Linked DNA regions of Mus musculus: region 2 is linked to region 1. The links are chromatin loops, found by intact Hi-C in ENCODE. Cell type or tissue: heart. All regions are shown on one strand.

Region 1 (2,500 bases):
GGAGAGGATGACTGGGAAGGCAGGGAGTGCAGTAGCCAAGGGGAGGCCACGTAAAACTCAGGTAAAACTGTTTGGCACTCCTTTTGGCACTGGTGGCAAGGATGCTCATGGGATATGCTGTGGAGGGAGGGTAGTGCATTGAGCAGCATGGGTATGAGGGCTGCTGGAAGGATTGCAGGAGGTTGGTAACTGTCCCAGTGTGGAAGGAGGGCCAGGGAACTGAGTGGCTGCCGTCACAGTCAGGCTTGATGGTTGGGTCCCAAATCCCATCAGCCCGAGGACCTTGGCTTTCTATCCATGGCACAGAATTGGATTCCTTATGGCTGGCTTTTTGTTCAGGTTGTGGCACTAGGCTTGGTAAGAAGGAGGGGCAGATGGACATATTGGTAGCAGAGGCATGGGGAGGAAGCTGAAACCTGGGAGGTGATAGCAAGTGTCCAGGCAGAGAGCAGTGATCGGAAGGGCTAAGGTTAGGTAGGACTTCAGGGAATGTGCTGGGAACTATGAGGCCAGGGTGTGGCCATGGCCACAGTGAGGATATTGACTTGAAGTAGAACATGGAACAGAGGGGAGCTGGTAGTGGGGGGAGGGGGGTTGTTGATATATAGTGACAGCTATGTGGACGGATGATGGAGACAGGGTGTCCACTCATGAGAGCAGGATTTGTGACAGGGCTGTGAGCCTGGAGGGGCAAACCTGACTCCAAGGCCAGCCGTCGAGGTAGAGTCTCTGTCCTGAGGCACAGTCCTTAAAAGCCAGGGGTCGGCAGGAAAGGGTGATTGCTATCGCATGAGGACTGCTGGTTCTCATGAAAAGGACTGTGGAGTTCTGGGGTGAGGGAGAAGCTTCCCGCTTTGTGGAATGTTGGCCATGGTTAAGTCAACTGAATGGACTGCTGGAAGAAGCCCCAGGGAGCTCTGGATTCAGAGCTGGGAACCTCCTGGTTCTACACTCCCAGGGGCTCCTCCTTCTTCCCACTCACAGCAGCCTGGCTTCTGACACCCCCTTACTTTGATCCACTTCACCAATGGCTGGTTGTAGCTAGTCCTGACTCTCCAACATGTTCCACAGGACGATGGACTACCGGACTCCTTTCTGCAGCCCAGGCCTGTGCCCCATGAGCGCCCCCTTCTGACACACCCAACGCTGAGCCCAAGAGGCACCCGAAAGTCACACGGGCTGAACACAGTCTCGTGTCCCACCCCTTCCAGCAATGTGTCACACAGTCAGACACGTGCAGATACCACTTCACCACCACGCCCCCAGTTTGGCCACGTAGATAGCCAGCTGCATATGACCTTCCAAACTGGCTCTCTGCACAATCTCACACTGACACACACACACACACACACACACACACACACACACACACACACACACACACACCCTCACCTCTGAGTCCACACTGGCCTGGTAGACTCAGGCAGCTACCCTCTCCCCTATTCACTTACACAGAGTGACCTATGCTACCAAAAGCTCTTGCTTCCAGACAGCTCTGGTTGGAAACAGTTGGCCATGTGCCTTGTCCTCTGGTCCCTCCCTTGGAGACGCAGGGTTGTCTCCTTGCTCTGTGGCCGGGTGCTTTTCACTCTTTGAGACGCAAAAGCTGGCTTTTGTTTTGTGCCTTCCCTATGGGGACTTGAACCTTCTGCCTTCGACCACAGCCTCACCTCCTCCCCCCAGGTGCTGGGCACTCCTACTGCTGGGAGTCCCTTTTTGTTGTGCCCTGGCAGGTCACAGGCACTTTCAGAGAACAGCCTCAAGAAGGCTTGGAAGAGAAAGAGGCAGCAGTGCGTGGTGGGGGTGGGGTGGGGTGGTGGCAGCTGCGTTGGTCTTCAGTTCTGCAGGGAAGTTCTGGGTACCTTTGGTTTTGTTTAAGGAGAAAAAAAAATATATATGAAGATAAAAATCTCAAAGCTGATTTTTTTCCTGTTACAGAAAAACTAATATAAAGTATTATCCCTGCCCTTGCAACCATGCTGTGTCTGTGTGTGCTTCCCTCCAGGCAATGGGCTGGCATCTGCTCAGGGTGGGCAAGATCCAGCAAGCAGCACCCCTGACCAGAGGAAGGAGGGCCAGCACCAGGACTGAGGGGCTCCACGGGAGTGGCACAGACAGAGGAGGGGTGGGGCATAGTAGCAAGGCAGGAAGGCCTGGTGCGTAATATACTTCTGGGTGGACATCTGCCTTTAATGTTGGACTGCTATGCAGGCCTGCACATTCCCCCTGTGACCCCTCCCCCAAGCTGAACCTCCAAACAGATGACCCATGGGCCCTGGGCTATTTAGAACCCACCTGGAAAGTCACCTTTGCATGGAGGTACTGTTACTAATGTTACCGGGTGGTTTGTGCTGTCCAAACAGAGAGGTGGCAGAAGGTGGGTCTGAGGGCTCCTTCAGAGCTGATTTGGGGACAAGGTCTTTTTAGGTATTCCCAGGGACAAGGTGAGGGGCACAGCCACTATGCCACCCCAGTGAGAGAGAGCTGGGGTTGGACTGAA
Region 2 (2,500 bases), 53 kb after region 1:
GAGAAGGCAGTAGTCCCCAGTAGGCTTGTGATGTGGGTCCCCTACAATAGTGTATATAAATGGCTTAGGCTATTGTGTGGCACCCAGGTACTCCTAGGTAATCGTGTTTCCATTTGGTGTGCATTAGATCTCCAAAGCTGATGGTTGACTCCCAGCCTTGTTGTGGGTACCTCAGAGAGTTCTGAGGCTCTGGTACCTGGGGTACGCACACAGAAAGCTGCAGACTCCAGAGGGGAGCTGTCCTTATTGGCTTTCTATGGCTGAAAAAAAATGTCCAAAAGTGACTTTGGGAAAGAACAGGTTTATTTGGCCCACACCTCCATCACAATTCATTATTAAGGGAAGTCAAGGTGGGAACACAAGCAGAGCGGGAAGCTGGAGGCAGGAGCTCCAGCAGAGACCTCCAAGGATGGGTCGGATGGATCTCACGGATCTGAAGGATCTGATGGATAGGGTGTATCTGATGGATCTGATAAATAGGATGGATCTCATGGACCAAATGAAATGGGTAGATCTGATGGATGGAACTGATGGATAATATGGATTGGATGGAAAAGATGGATAGGATGCATCTCATGGCTCAGATAGACAGGATGGATCGGATGGATGGATACTTACTGGCTTGCTCTTCTGGCTTCTGTTCACTTCCTTTCTTACACCTCCCAGGGCCACCTGTTCAGAGGTGGCACCACCCACAGTGGGCTGCCTCCCAATCCCCATCAATCAATCATTCATCCAAACAATGCCCCACAGACTTGGCTGCAGGCCAATGAATGGAGGCATTTTCTCAATTGAGGTTCCAGCTTCCTCAGTGACTCCAGCTTGTGTCAAGTGGACAGAAACAAAGCAAAGCCAGAGCTAAGCAGCACAGGGTCCCTCTTTCCCCATCACAGCGCACACCCTCTCTCTGCCTGTTATATGGAAGACATCCTTCCTCTGCCTCTCAAATCTTTGCCTTTGCTGCTTCCTCTGCCTAGAATGTCCTTCAGTGTCACTGCACTCCCAGGTCACATGCCACTCTTCCTTGACACCCTCCCTGACCACCCTCAGTATGCATTGCTCTCTTCCCGTCGCCAGCTCAGGTCAGTGATGAGCCCCAGTTCCTTGCCAAGTAGCTTTCCTAAGTGCAAAATAACCCATGATAGCTCTTAATTGGGCAGTGGATAGTGGAGGAGCCCCGTAGCTGGGTGGTGTGTTGGTAGTTGGCATCTAGGGGGCTGCAGGTGTTAAGCTGTCGAAACAGAGAAAGTTACTGGTGCTTTCAGCACGTGTCAGTCTGGAACCCTAAGGCAGCACAATTCTGCCAGGGTTTGCCCAGTAACAGCGGGGTGACCTTGCTTGCTGAAGAGTGGGGAGAGACACAACAGGCTTGCCAAAAGTAGAGCCTGTTTGGTCTGACCTCAGTAAGCCAGAGAGGGGTGCAAAGGAAGAGCCTGTTCTGAAAGAGATATGGGGGCGGTAAGGGGGGAGGACTGAGCAGAGCTGGAGAGCCAGTGGCTTCGGGGACTGGGGCCAGGTTCCTTCCAGCGGGTGTCAAGACACATTAGCTGAGCTGTCTGGCCCCTGGTTGGGTTGGGGTGATGACAGCTCTGGGTTTGTTGGCAGCTGTCCAGAGACATACCAGAGGCGCCTGCCTCTCCCCAGCTCACCTCCCCAGCTGGCCAGGGGCTGAGCCCTTCTGGGAAGGTTGATGTAGGCAGCCAATCCTTCCGATATGAATTCCTGGTATCCTTCATCACTAGAGACCCAGCTAACCTCTGTAGAAGGGCCCTACCTTGCCTCCCTGGCCTCACCAGATGGAGGAAAGTGATTTGGTGGAAGACTCATGCCTGCACCTGCCATCTCCTTCCTGCCTTGTCTTAGGGAAGTGATACTGGAACCCCAGTGAGATCAGCCACTTTTCCATGGGGAGCACTCTGTCCCAGCCCAGGAAGCATTCTAACACCTGAACTTGCCAGGAATGCTGTGCCCCAGGGGATCCAGCGGGACAGCTGACCTCCTGAAAGGGCTCGATAGACCAGAAAAGTATCTGGTCACAAGGCCCGTGTCATCAAATCTCACTATTTAAGTAAAAGAAATAAATAAAACATAGAATGCAATTGCTCAGTCACTATCTCAGGGGTTCAATGGGCTTGTGGCCCCAATTCTGCAGGGTGTAGTCACAGCCCATGCTTGTAGAGGGTTCTAGCAAACATTCTATGGTGGCAATGAGCTAAATTCAAATCTCAGCTCCTTGTGGGTGCTGTGTGGTGTTTCTGAAGTGAGCCTTTCTTTCTTTCTTCTTCTTCTTCTTCTTCTTCTTCTTCTTCTTCTTCTTCTTCTTCTTCTTCTTCTTCTTCTTCTTCTTCTTCTTCTTCTTCTTCTTCTTCTTCTTCTTCTTTCCCAGTTATGAAAGCCCATGGTTTCTGCATTGTACCATGCAGCCTCTCACTGGGTGGAGTAAAGTATAAAGTTAACACATGCTCGGGGAAAGCTTCAAAGCCTGTCAGGACTCTTGGTA

What was found. Peaks named below come from ENCODE experiments on the same cell type or tissue, not always from the same donor. Only the 100,000 strongest peaks of a DNase experiment are listed, where the experiment ranks them.
Region 2: it touches region 1 in a loop (7-fold over the local background); 5 of 42 quality-filtered maps call a loop at or near these places.

The regions. Positions count from the first base shown.
Region 1 is chr4:108,014,267-108,016,766 of GRCm38, reverse strand. It overlaps Podn (podocan), which reads left to right. Exons shown (of 13, transcript NM_172874.4): 13 at 1,072-1,974. Among named protein-coding and RNA genes, the nearest start is that of Podn, 16 kb to the left of the region's middle. In heart, a CTCF peak has its summit at 1,130 (motif pointing left); DNase peaks (open chromatin) are centred at 346, 1,156 and 2,156; H3K27ac peaks cover 700 bases.
Region 2 is chr4:107,961,268-107,963,767 of GRCm38, reverse strand. No RefSeq gene overlaps it. Among named protein-coding and RNA genes, the nearest start is that of Slc1a7, 5.9 kb to the left of the region's middle. In heart, no CTCF peak of the experiment used is centred here; a DNase peak (open chromatin) is centred at 1,487; H3K4me3 peaks cover 329 bases; H3K27ac peaks cover 1,436 bases.